Linked DNA regions of Homo sapiens: region 1 is linked to region 2. A link is an interaction called in ENCODE POLR2A ChIA-PET data of the cell type or tissue named here. Cell type or tissue: PC-3. All regions are shown on one strand. Each heading gives the region's core, and the rest is flanking DNA. Links, peaks and the distances in the headings are about the cores only.

The links. Peaks named below come from ENCODE experiments on the same cell type or tissue, not always from the same donor. Only the 100,000 strongest peaks of a DNase experiment are listed, where the experiment ranks them.
Region 1: POLR2A ChIA-PET joins it to region 2 with 6 read pairs; 1 of 35 experiments calls an interaction of 5 or more read pairs at or near these places.

The regions. Positions count from the first base shown.
Region 1 is chr1:227,222,207-227,229,402 of GRCh38, forward strand. All of the region lies in intron 2 of CDC42BPA (CDC42 binding protein kinase alpha), which reads right to left. Among named protein-coding and RNA genes, the nearest start is that of CDC42BPA, 93 kb to the right of the region's middle. In PC-3, for the core only: no CTCF peak of the experiment used is centred there; a DNase peak (open chromatin) is centred at 3,705; H3K4me3 peaks cover 1,024 bases; H3K27ac peaks cover 1,902 bases.
Region 2 is chr1:226,859,282-226,866,477 of GRCh38, forward strand. LOC105373119 (a long non-coding RNA gene) reads right to left here. Exons shown (of 3, transcript XR_949226.4): 2 at 2,268-2,436; 3 at 1-1,155. Among named protein-coding and RNA genes, the nearest start is that of PSEN2, 7.7 kb to the right of the region's middle. RefSeq lists an enhancer at 4,093-4,641. In PC-3, for the core only: no CTCF peak of the experiment used is centred there; DNase peaks (open chromatin) are centred at 3,790 and 4,360; H3K27ac peaks cover 483 bases.

The sequences.
Region 1 (7,196 bases), core at 1,529-6,528, 360 kb after region 2:
GACCTTGTCTTTAAAAAAATAGCTGGGCACGGTGGCTCATGCCTGTAATCCCAGCACTTTGGGAGGCCAAGGAAGGCGGATCACTTAAAGTTAGGAGTTTGAGACCAGCCTGGCCAACTTGATGAAACCCCATCTCTACTGAAAATACAAAAAAATTAGGCAGGCACCTGTAGTCCCAGCTACTCGTGTGGCTGAGGCATGAGGAAGGCTTGAACCCGGGAGGCTGAGGTTGCAGTGAGCCAAGACCACGCCACTGCACTCCAGCCTGGGGGACACAGCGAGACTCTGTCTCAAACAAAGAAACAACAACAACAAAAAAACTATCAGATTTTACCTGTTTCATTGTAGGTCATCACACCCCCGTTCCAGAGAGGGTCCTGCCCCATACCTGGAAGGAAGGAATGCTGCACAGAGAGGCCAAGAAGACTTTAGACACACAGGCCTTGCTGGGTTTCCCCACTCAGTCTGTTAGCATTAGATCATACCCTTTTTCTTCTCCAATCACATTTCTACACAGCTGTCTATACTTTATTGAACCTAAGTATAAGAATGGGCAATTTCCCCTGTATTTTGGGGTCATCATACAGGTTCCCGCGGATACATGTTAAATAAATTTGTATGCCTTTTCTCCTATTAATCTGCCTTGTGCATGTTCATTTTTCAGCAAACTTTCAGAGAGCCAAAGGTTGGACCAATAACAAGGGCTGGACCCTTGGCCCCCACAAGTTCCTGCCCCCCAAATTCTCACAGTCCATTGTGCAAAACACACCTAAACAGTAGTACACAGACAGTACCATAACAGTACTACAGGGAAAGGAGAGATAAAAATCAGGGTCCTATAAAAAGTAAAGAAGAGAGATCCTTGACCCCAAAGTGGGAGTAGAGGAGGAAAGTGTATAGTATGTGAATACGTATGTTAAAAGTTTTTTTAAATGAAGTGGCTGACACCTGAGTCTTACACAGTGAACTCCAGAAAAAAGGGGACTGAAATGGATGTGACTGAGGATGGGATAGTTTGGGAAGTAGGGACAGCATAAGCAAGGCACACAGGCAGGAAATATTTGTGGGGGAGAAGATACACAGGACAATAAGCAGCTTCCTTTCCTAGGAACATAAAGAGCACAACAGGGAGTAGCAAGAAATGGTGCTGAAGGGTCCAAAGAGCAGAGAAGCTGTATGTCATGTTAATAAACTAGAACCTTAAAAATACAGATAACAGGGGAACCATTCTGCGCAGATAGTTTTAGCTAGATCACTCTAGCAGCTCTGTGGAGAATGGTTTTAAGGCAGGGAAAGACATTGGAAAGTTATAGCAGTAATTGAGGTGAGAGGATCTAACTAAGAAAAAGAGGAAGAAACTGAAGAAATACTGAGTCAGTGACTGGTGAGATATGGAGACTAGAGAGTGAGAAATCTAGCACCTCCCTTTGTCCCCTTCTCTAACCAATCCTTGCTCAGCACTATCACTATTACCTTTCTAGAAGAGTTCTAACTATACCACTACAGATGATGTCCAACTTACAATAGTTCAACTGATGATTTTTCAATTTTTCAACTTTACAGATGGTGCAAAAACAACATGAATTCAATAGAAAGCCATATGAGACTCTTTCAGGATGCTGGTCAGTTGCAGCGAGCCACAGCTCTCACGCAGTCATGAGGGCAAACAACCGACACTCTACACTGTACAGTATTGCTAGATGATTGTGCCCCACTGTAGGCTAATAACATAAGTGTTCTGAGCACGTTTAAGGTAGGCTAGGCTACGGTAGGTAGGCTATGATGGTTAGGTATATTAAATGCATCTTCAAGACTTATTTTTAATTTACAGTGGGTTCACTGGGACATAACACTTTCAAAAGACAGGTGGCATCTGTACTCTGCTTTTTTGTATTTTGTTTTTATTTATTTTATGAAGTTTTTGTATTCTGCTTATTAATAGTTTATAGGACTCCAATTCCTGCAGAATAAAGGTCCTTAGCATAGCATACCAAGCCATTCACTGCTTTGCCCAAGTGATGTTTCTTCCTTTTTTTTTTTTTTTGAGATGGAGTTTCGCTCTTGTTGCCCAGGCTGGAGTGCAATGGTGCAGTCTCAGCTCACTGCAACCTCTGCCTCTCAGGTTCAAGCAATTCTCCTGCCTCAGCCTCCCAAGTAGCTGGGATTACAGGTGCGTGCCACCACCCCGGCTAATTTTGTATGTTTAGTAGAGATGGGGTTTCATCATGTTGGCTAGGCTGGTCTCGAACTCCTGACCTCAGGTGATGCGCCCACTTCGGCCTCCCAAAGTGCTGGGATTAGAGGTGTAGCCACCACACCCAGCTGTGACCTTTCAAGCCTCATCTTTCACCACCACCAACAAAAACCTTATATTCCAGTTAGAAGACTGCTCACTGCTCTCTGAATAAATAGAAATGTACTTAAAAGAAAAAAAATAACTCTTTTAATCCTAATATGTTATAGAAAATTTATAAAATTAAAGTGTAAAGAAAAATAGCCACAGGTAACATTATTGTGGATTAGAAAACTAATTTGAAATCATACAACCTTTTCTATGTCTTTTCAACTGGCAAGTCCTCTTCTAGAAATTTATTCTTAGAAAATCATTTGAAGTGTAGTGAAAGCATTAGGTACAAAAACGTTTTATAAGGCATTTATAATATGGAAAAAATAGAGCACATTCTTTCACTCATGCTACAAATACATATTGAGCACCTACTACGCACTAGACACTGTTGTAGGTACTGGGAAACTGCAATGAGCTAACAGAGGGAAAAAAAATCTTTATATTCATGGAGCACACATTCTAGCTTAACAATAAGGAAATGGTTAAGTAAATTATCAAATATCCACATAATGGACTTCTTTGGGGCCATAAGAAATCAGATTTACAAAGAAATATTTCAATACATGGGAAAAAGACTAAATATTTGGTAAGAAAAGTTCATTATATTAATGTTTATAAAACTACATCAATTTTGTTACCTGTGAATAGAAATAAAATTGGAAAAATATCCCTCAAATTACAGAAGTGGGTATCAATCCTGTGTACCTCTCCCCCTTGCTGATTAAACTGCAACCCTACTCAAGGGCATGTAAATTACTGGATTACAGTAGATGATTAATAAGTATTATTTTCATTAGTCAAAAGAGGGAAGCATGAAAGAAAAAAAGAACTCCATTTTCCTGTTTTTAGCCCTTGATTTAAAAAATTACATTTAAAAGCACTGTTCTAAGTAGGGAATAAAACAAATAAGAGAAATTCACTCCCTGGCCTCACAGAGATTGCACTTTATTGGTGAACACAAACATTAAACACATAAATAAGGAATTTAATAGTTGTTAAGTATAAATACCAGGAAGAAGTTGTATAGGTGTTCTCATCTCCCCATTAGAACAATAAAAGTATTTTATATCTTTATTCCCATTTTCATAAACTCATTCATCTCCTGACTTTATTCTTGTATTCAGTTCCTTCACTGATTTCTTTCTGCCGCAATTCTTTCACTGATTTCCAAATATGGGATAATTTTAAAGAAGCAATTGGTCATGACAAATACATTTAGTGAAGCAGGGAATACCTCTGATTTCCTTGAAAACACAATGACTAGTACTAGTGGCCTTAAATATAATGCATTAGTCATTTCAAAGTATCTGAAGGAACTGTATCAAAGGAGATGAGTGCTTGGGCAAAGCATGCTGCTCTACTTCCCTTTTCTGTAAAATTTATCCTGCTACCTTTTTCTTCCTAGAGTTCAAGTTACGAGTATGTGGAAACACCCTGCCTCACAAGCAAGAGAGGCTCCACCCTCTCTCTTGATTCAAGAGGCAAATGTTGAAAAACAAAAATGAGTAATTCCCTTTCACTTCACTTCTGTCCTTGTAATAAACTCAAATGGATTAGGACTCAAGATCTGTCCTCTTGCAATTGGCCTGGATGCCCATATTTCAATACTGTTCTCTGTTCCACTAGCCAATTGGTTTGTAAGGCTGGCTGGAAACCTTAAGTCAGCTAGCTGGATACATATACTTGGAGTCTACTCCGAGATTCCAAGTCAGAACCCAACTTTGCATTTAGGAGAAAATAATTGGAAATCTCCAGTTTGGCTCCAGGTTTAAGTCTTGATCTCTTTTAACAGAAAATCCGGTAATTTTGAACCTGATCTAGCTCTAGTATACTAGTTAAAACCCAGAAGCAAAGAGAAGAGGTTTGAACCTCACCTCCTTACAGCTCAAACAGGATGCAATTATATCATAGTCCATAGATGGAAAGTATCAAAACTTCCAGGATCTATGGTACAAGGAATGAAGACTTTCATCAATGACATGTAGAGGCAGAAACAGGAAAGATTTGAAGTTCTCAAAGGACAGAAACACTGAAGCAGTATAAAGAACCTCAGCTGCGAAGACCAGCCAAGAAATATTCAGTTACTGAAGAATAAGAGCCAGGAACATTGACTTTTGTTGATGTTTTCTTTTTAAGTTAGTATTTAAATAGTCTAAATAGAGTCTGTTTTGAGATGGCAAACTAGACTCATTTACTTCCCTCCCACCTTCAAGCTCATGAGATGACAGACAATATAAGTTGTCAAAAATAAACCATAATAAACTGGAAAGTAGTAAGAGTAACATCAGCTGATTAGATATTTTAAAGAATTCCTGAAATCTAAGGATGAACAGAATAGGGTTAGATGGAGAGAAAAGAAAATGGAGAAACTACACTGCAGAATAAAATTAATGCACAGGTAAGAGCAATTACATAGAGAGTTAAAGCTGAAAATAAAAACTCAAGGAGTCAAGAGAGCTAATAGGGAAACTCAATGTACAGACTCCCAATTTTATTATTTTTGGTAGAAGACACAATTGCATAACTAAAAAAGTATAAAATAAACAAAAAGGAAACTACTAGAAACAAGGTAATTTGTTAAGGTAGCTGGTAACAAAGGTAATTAATATTAATGAAGTAGGATATATAAACAAATGCCTTTCATATTTTTCAAGAAAAAGAAAGAAAAAAACATAGTAGAAAATATCCCGTCAACAGCTACTAAAAAAATCTAGTAAGGAACGTAAGAAACAAGTAAAAAGTTTATAAAACTGGCCATCTCTCTTCTCTGAACTTATAAATCACATTGTAATCCAAAGAGGACTGGACTTCAATTCTCCTTTCATCTGTAAATTTCAAATTATCCCAATGAAAATAACACTTTTTTAAGCAGACAAGTTGAGACTAACATTCATATGAAAAAACAAAAACTTCAACTTCTGTCAGTATGGAAGATCAGATACATTGAATTACTTTCCTATATATCATAAATGTGAGAAACTGTTAAAATAACCATTTAAATACATTTCTGAGTGAGATGAAAGAAACTGGCATGGCATCAAAATTAAGTGCATCTAAGAATACTAATGGATATCCAGGCATCATAGCTGGCCTTCACTCTGATGCTTTCTGCCAAACTTTGGAGACTTTGAATTTTCCCTCTGGTGACCATAAAACTGGTAAAGACAGGAAATAAAGGTTAGACAAGATAGAAGGCGGAAATCTAACACGGGACCATATACAAAAACTGTGTCCTAAAACTAAGTGGATTTACAATAGTTACAGGATACAAGGTCCATATTAAAAAAAAATCAACTGCATGTCTATACACTAGTAAATGATAAATGTTCCATGTGTACTGAACAAGAAACAAGTAGTCATCAGTGATTCAGTATAATGTTCTATGTCAATTATGTTGAGGTTGTTCATATCCTTTATCCATTACTGATTCTTGTCTACTTGTTCTATTGGCTAACAGGAACAGAAAACCAAACACTGCATGTTCTCACTTATAAGTGGGAGCTGAAAAATGAGAACACATGGACTCAGGGAGGGGAACAACACACAGTGAGGCCTATGGGGTGGGGAGGTGGGGGCAGGCCGGGAGAGGGAGACCAGCAGGATAAACAGCTAATGCATGTGGAGCTTAATCACCTAGGTGATGGGTTGACAGGAGCAGCAAACCATCATAGCACGTTTACCTATGTAACAAACCTACAGATATTTCATATAAATGGAATCATACAATATGTGGCTTTTTGTTCTGACTTCTTTCACTCACCATGTTTTCAAGGCTCATTCATATTGTAGCATGTATCAGTACTTCTTCATTCCTGTGTGGCTAGATAATATTCCATCATACAGATATACCACATTTTGTTTATGCATTCATCAGTTGATGGACATTTGAAGTGTTTCCACTTCCTAGCTATTATGATTAAGGGTGCTATGAACATTCATATACAAGTTTTTGTGTGTACCTACATTTTCAATTCTCTTGCGTTTGTACACATGTCGGAGTAGAATTGCTGGATCATATGGTAATTCTATGTTTAACATTTTGAGGAACTCTCTAATTTCTTTACAAAGTGGTTACACTATTTTACATTCTACCAGCAATGCATAAGCTTTCCAATTTCCCTATATCTTCATCAATACTTGTTACTGTCTTGCCTATTACAGCCATCTCAGTGGGTGAGAAGGGGTATCTCACTGTAGTTTTGACTTGCATTTCTCTAATGACCAGTGATGTTGAGCATCTTTTCATGTACATATTGTCCATATGTATAACTTCTTTGGAGAAACAGCTATCCAAATCACTCATCAATTTTTAAATTAGGTTGTGCTTTTATTGCTGAGTTGCAGAGTTCTTTTAACACAGACACTGGGCCCTCATCAGATACATGATTTGCAAATATTTTCTCCCACCCTGTGAGTTGTCTTTTTCCTTCCCTGATGGTGTTTTTTGGAGGCACAAAAGTTTTAAACTCTGATGAAATCTTATTTTTTGTTTTTTCTTTGATGCCTGAGATTTCGTGTCATATTTAAGAACCATTGCCTAAGCCAAGGTCACAAAAATTTACACCTATGTTTCCTTCTAAGAGTTTCATAGTTTTATCTGTTACATTTATGTCTATGATCTATATTGAGTTAATTTTTGAATATGGTATGAAGTAGAGTCCAACTTCATTCTTTCACATGTGGATATCCAGTTGCCCCACACTGTTGGAAAAAAAACTGTTTTACCTCCTTGGTTTCAGCACCCTTGTCAAAAACCAATAGTCCATAAATGTAAAAATTTATTTATGGACTTTCAATTCTTTTCTCTTGATTTATATATGAGCCTTATGCCAGTACCACACAACCTTGA
Region 2 (7,196 bases), core at 1,267-6,266:
GTAATTTCTGGCTAAGTGGGAATAACCATCTGAGAGCTACTACTTCCCTTCATAAATCAACATGTGTATAGTAGCACACAGAACCCAAGAAAATGCAGAGAAAGCCAAGGAATTTTTAAAAGAAAAACATTTGCCAAATTGTCTACAAAGTACGTGTTGTGAATTTCATAAATCTCGTTAGAATATGACAATAAAGTGTGTGTGCACATCTTTGCAATGGTTTACAGAAACAGACACCAAAATGCTAAGCCCATGCACTACACATCATAGAAATATGGAATGAAGGTGGAGATGTCCTTAGATAAAATGGCATAAATAAGCAGTTCTCAAAGTGTGGTCTGCAGACCCCCAGGGTCTGTGTGGGCAAAATGGTTTTCATAATAATATTAAGACTTTGTTATCACTCATTTTCACTATGTTGATATGTGCACTGATGGAACAAAATCAGTGTTGGGTAAAACTGCTGACGCCTTAGCATGAACAAACTCTGTGACGCCAAACAGAGTAGTCGATGCTGCATTCTTCACTGCTATGATATTGGTGATTTTTTTAAAATGGCAGTCTCAGTTGAGAATGTACTTAATAAAGCAGTAAAAATTATTATTATTTTTTTTTATTTTATTTTTTTTTTTGAGACGGAGTCTCGCTCTGTCGCCCAGGCCGGACTGCGGACTGCAGTGGCGCAATCTCGGCTCACTGCAAGCTCTGCTTCCCGGGTTCACGCCATTCTCCTGCCTCAGCCTCCCGAGTAGCTGGGACTACAGGCGCCTGCCACCGCGCCCGGCTAATTTTTTGTATTTTTAGTAGAGACGGGGTTTCACCTTGTTAGCCAGGATGGTCTCGATCTCCTGACCTCGTGATCCACCCACCTCGGCCTCCCAAAGTGCTGGGATTACAGGCGTGAGCAGTAAAAATTATTAATTCCATCTAATCTCTGCCCTTGATCCTGTACTGTTTTTAATATTGTGTGTGATGCCACGGGACGTAGGCATAAAGCATTTCTGCTACAATTTGAAGTATCTTGGTTGTCTCCAAGAAAAGCACTTACGTCATTTTGTGAGTCGTAACCTGTACTGTTTTTTGCATAGAGCACCATCTTGAAAATATGACGGACAACCTGAAGTGATTCAGACTTGTGTATTTGGCAGACATTTTCTGAAAAATGAACAAAGTGAGCCTGTCACTTCAAGGGAAACAACTGATGCTATTTGTTGCCAATGATAAAATTTGAGCTTTCAAATGAAAGTGAGAATTCTGGAAAACTTGTATCTGCCATTATGAGTTTAATAGCTTCTCTGTATCTTTGGATAAGATTGACATTAATGAATGTGATCTTTTTTATCTTGTATAATGAAATGTGTCAACAGTTGGAAGATCTGCATAACTTAGTGAATCAGTGTTTTCCAAATGACCAGTACATCATGTTACAAAATAATGCATAAGTAAAAGATCCATTCAAATTGCAAGATGGGCCAATGGGTATTAATGTAACAGATATGAAAAGTTTGTTGATATGATTTCATGTTCTACATTGCAACTAAACTTTAAGAAATTACAACTGTTAAATTTGGTGTTATATCAAAGAATAATCCACAATGATCTGAAAAGGCTATTAAAATACTCCTATGGTTTTCAACTATAAATCTACATAAGGCCAAATTTTCTTCATATACTTCAACCAAAGCATCATATCACAACAGACTGAATGCAGAAGCAGGTGCAAGAATCCAACGGTCTTTGGTTTAGCCAGACACTAAAGAGATTTGTAAAATTGTTGGATTAATTTTTCCTTTTTCTTTGAGACAGCGTCTCTGTCCGTCACCCAGGCTGGAGTGCAATGGCGTGATCTCAGCTCACTGTAACCACTGACTCCCGGGTTAGAGTGATTCTCCTGCCTCAGCCTCCTGAGTAGCTGGGATTGCAGGCATGCGCCACCACACCCAGCTAATTTTTGTATTTTTAGTAGAGACAAGGTTTCACCATGTTGGCCAGGCTGGTCTTGAACTTCTGACCACAAGCAATCCACCCAACCTGGCCTCTCAAAATGCTGGGATTACAGGTGTGAGCCATTGCACCTGGCCTTGTATTAGTTTTTCTATTGCTACCATTAAAAATTACCACAAACCACAGTGGCTTAACAACACAAATTTATTCTCGTACAGCTCCGTAGGTCCGCTGTGTGACATGGGTTCTCACTGAGCTACCATCAAGGTATCCCAGAGCTGTGTTCCCTTTTGGAGGCTCTAATGAAGAATCTGTTTCCTTACCTTTTCTAGCTTCTGGAGGTCCTGTTCATTCCTTAGCTCTTGACTCCATCCTCAATCTTCAAGGCCAGCAATAGTGCATCTCCCTCTGAGCCTTCACTGTCACATCTCCCTCTCACCAGTTGGAAAAGGTTTTCCATTTTTCAGGAGCTGATGATTAGATTGGGTCCACCTGGATAATGAAAGATAATCTCCCATCTCAAAATCGTTAACCCTAATCATATCTGTAATGTCCCTTTTGCCACGTAAAATAACATGTTTTATAGGTTCAGAGTATTAAGGTGTGGACAGAATTGAGGGCCATAACTGCTCACCATGAATGTGAAACAGTACCATTCTTCCCACTAAATTTGTTTGCAAAATAGATTTTTCATTAGAATGTCATATCTTAACACATAATGGGTTTGTCATTCTAAAGTGAGTGAATATTTTTAAAAAATTTCTCAGTTTTGCTTTCTAACATGGTATCTTGGTCCACTTAATGTTGCTGTAACAGAATACCTGAGGCTGGGTAATTTATAAAGAAAAGAGGTTTTTTTGGCTTATGATTCTGGAGCTGGAAGTTCAAGAAGCACGGCGCCCACATCTGCCTGGCCTCTGGTGAGGGCTTCCCGCTGCATCATAACATGGTGGAGAAGCAGAAGGAGAAGCAGGCATGTACAAAAAAGGGACCAAAAACAAGGAGCAGCTTTGCGTTATAACAACCCACTATCATGGTAACTAGTTCAGTTCTGCAAGAACTAGCCGGGTCTCACAAGAAGTCCATCTTAACGAGCTAATCACCTCTGATACGCCCCACCTCCCAACACCGCTACACTGGCAATTCAAGGTGAGTTTTCACAGGGACAAACCACATCCAAACCACAGCATATGGTTAAGTATTGGTAAACATAAACCACATAAACAAAAGCTTTTGGAGTTCTGAATTAGTTTTAACAGAGTATAGAGGTTATGAAGCCAAGAAGGTTGAGGATTGCTGGCTTAAATTTTTGAAATGGTAAGAGCAGACCCATCCTAAGAGTGTCTCAAAATCACATAAACATCCTCCATGGAAAGATGAAATCATCCCATAATACAGAGAAAATGCTGGAAAAATGTGGTGGTAAGTGTCATTAGGTGAGTTGACCAGAATCTTTCAGATGATTGGTGCCAACTCCCAGACACACTGGCAAAAGCTCTAGCAAAGAAAGAGCTGCTTTAAGGTGTCCTTTAAGCATCCCTTCTGTCCCCAGTGTCACACATGACTGGCAAACCCTAGGGATGTGTCCCTAGTGCCTATGCTATGGCTGGGTTTCATGCATGTCGGACTGACCTTGCCCTGGAACCCTACTGGTGAGACTATTGTTGACATGGAATGTGGTTCTGCATGGCTCAAAAGAAACTACTTCAGGCTCACTCCATGGCAATCTTATGTCAGATATTGCTAGCACTTATCTACTCTTCTTTTTTTAGAGACAGAGGTCTCACTATGTTGCCCAGGCTGGACTCAAACTCCTAAGCTCAAGTGATCCTCCCACCTCAGACTCCTAAGTAGCTGGAACTTACAGGCATGAGTCACCACACTTGGCTTCATCTACTCTTCTATTTTTTTTTTCATGTGAAGCAAGGCTTCCAAATTTGTGAACAATAATATAGTCTATCATTTCAATGTCAAACAAAACCAAACAAAGCTCCTACCTCAAATGAGAAGAGAAGTAGGAGAAGGAAGACAACTAAAATTTGTAGAGTGCCTGCCATAATCCTGTCATTTTGACTGGTTTCTCTTTAATTCTCTCTATAAACCTCTGAGAGATATCATCCTATCCTCTCACAGGTGGGAAAACTGAGGCCCAGCAAGGTTAAGAAATCACCCTGGGTCAGGCAACAAATAAGTAGAAGAGACAGATTTCAGACCTGGGTCCATCTGGTTCTAACATTCACACGGGTTCCGTTCCCCCACGCTGTCTGCTAAGCAGTGTTGGGACCCTAGAGTGTGTTAAAAGAAAACACCATGCTCTGAACACCAAAACCCGAAGAGAGGCCATCCCTCCTGAACTGAGGCCAGGCCCAGGAAGAAGTTTACTCATCCCTCACAAATCAGCATGTGAAAAGCAGCTGACGACCTCAAAGGAAAACCACAAAGGGAATGAATTCATCAAAGATCCCTCAGCCACAGCCCCAGTGCATGCACTGCCATGGGACCTTCAAAGTGAAGGAGAGGGCCAGCCACTGCATTGGGCCAGAGGGACTTGAGTTCCACATCTGGTTCTGCTACTCATTATCCAAGCACAATTGGGAAACAATTTTGTCTTTGTAAACCTCCATTTTCCCATGTGTAAAAAAGCAATAATGCCCTCCTCTCCCTGAGTTCCTCCAAGAATTAAAATAAGGAATCCAAGACAGAGACAAGACACTCATGGGTAGTGAGAGAGACAAGTGAAGAAGACCCTCCTGATAACTCCCAGTAAACGCTGTGCAAAGAAATGGAAGCAGAGAGAGCTGCATGGCATTGAGCATAGCTAGTGGGGCATACAGCGTAGGAGGAATGTGGCTGGAAAGGCCGTGTGTGCAAGCAAGCTTTGATTTAACTGTATGTGAGGGAATCACAAAATTACAATGGCTTAAACAAGATAAAAGTGGTTTTCCCTCCATGAAACCAAGTAAGGAATTAGGCAATGCCAAGCTAGTGGCTCCACAATTGAGGACACAGCTCCTTCCATTTTGTGGCTTCACCGTCCTCATGGTCTTCATGGCCCAGCATGGCTACCTGAGCTCTGGCTATCATCTCCATATTCTCGAAAGGAAGCAGAATGACAAAAAAGACATGCCTCTTCTCCTTCCATCCGATTACCTGGAACTTAGTTACAGGGCTTCACCTAAAATAGTCTGAGGGATTTCTGAGTGCAGTGGCTTATGGGCAGTTGTCCATGTACCTAGGATTCAGGGAGAGGACTAAACATTCCTCATGTAGCTTGCTGGTGCCAGGGTGAGCAATATGGACTTTGTTCTCAAGTAATTGTGATTGTGCATTTTGACATGCCTGGCAGTTCCCTGGGGGACTGGTGCAGAGGCTTGTCTTTTCTTCAACCCCTCAGGCTGGTGCACCTCCCCAGGTGGCATCTTGTTTGTTTTTGAGACAGAGATTCACTCTCGTCACCCAGGTTGGAGTGCAATGGCACGATCTCAGCTCACTGCAACGGCACGATCTCAGCTCACTGCAACCTCCGCCTCCTGAGTTCAGGCAATTCTCCAGCCTCAGCCTCCCAAGTTGCTGGGATTACAGGCGCCCACCACCATGCCTGCCTAATTTTTGTATTTTTAATACAGACGGGGTTTTACCATGTTGGGCAGGTGGGTCTCAAACTCCTGAGCTCAGGTGATCCACCCACCTTGGCCTCCCAAAGTGCTGGGATTACAGATGTGAGCCACCGTGCCCAGCCTGTTGAAAACATTTAAAGACATAAACTCCCCATAGCTGTCTGGAGCAAGGGACAGCAGATGGGTCATGCAGCACATAGACCAAAAATCCTGGGAAGGAGGACGCTGAGGAGGAAGATGCTTGGGGAAAGAAGGTCGTTGAAGGGCTACTGCATATACCAGGGAACCCAGGCTGCAATGCACATGTCCAGGGCTGGACACATGCTCAGAAAAGATCTAAGAGGACCCTAGGCTTGCACCTGTGGCTGATCTTTGTATTCCATGCAAGCAGGAGGTAAAGTCTAGGGAAAATGGAAAGAGTGGCTTGGCTAAGTGTCTAAGGAATGCCTCAGCTCAGAGCCAATCTGCCAAGATCAGAAGATTTTTCTTTTGTGTTTGGTCCAGGTGTTTTTAGTCCAGGTATTTAAGGAAATCTGTGTCAACTGTGGCTGACCACTGAGGTAACAGATCAAAGACTTCAGTGTCTACATATAAAGAATGCAGTCTGCAAAAATCATATGGAAATGTCACTAAACAAAGAAGACTGCAGCCCTTAATAAGCAATAACAGCAAATCTTGCAAAGGGCAAAGAATCTGATTTCCAGAGTTATCACATTATAATATTCAAAATGACCAGTTTTTTTCTTTCAATCAGCTTCCTCAGGTTGAAATGTCGTTTTTAACAGCAGCAAAAAAAATTAGAAGGCATACCAAGAAAAAAAGAAAAGTATAACCCATTCACAGGAAAAAGAAACTGACAGAAGCCATCCGTGAGGAAGCCTAGACATTGAACTTGCCAGGCAAAGAGGGCTGGACTGTTCAGCCCTACCCCTTGACCTCCTGGGTCAATGATTTTATGGCCAATGATGTTGATCAATCAATGGTGCCTACGCAATAAAACTTCCATAAACACCCCCAAATGGCTACGTCTGGGGAGCTTCTGCTAACTTCAGGTACATATTATCAGAATTGAATTGAATTGTAGGACACACACTTGGTGTCTGGAGAATTGTTTTTGTGTGGAATAAAAAAACCACACACTTGGTGTCAGAAGTGTTGTGAGAAAAAATAGTTCAGAGAAGTATTCCCTCCTCTTCTATTTCTTAGTAGAGTTTGAGAATTGGTGTTAATTTTTCTTTAAAGGTTTGGCAGAAAATTCACCAAGCTGAAGCCATCTGGTCCTGCTTTAGGGGAGGTTTTTGATTACTGATTCAACCTTTTTTTTTTTTGTTTGTTTTTGAGATGGAGTCTCGCTCTGTCACCCAGACTGGAATGCAGTGGCTCAATCTCGGCTCACTGCAAGCTCCGCCTCCCGGGTTCATGCCATTCTCCCGACTCAGCCTCCTGAGTAGCTGGGACTACAGGCGCCTGCCACCACACCCGGCTTTTTTTTTTTTTTTTTTAGTAGAGATGGGGTTTCACCGTGTTAGCCAGGATGGTCTCAATCTCCTGACCTCGTGATCTGCTGGTCTCAATCTCCTGACCTCGTGATCTGCCCGTCTCAGCCTCCCAAAGTGCTGGGATTACAGGCTTGAG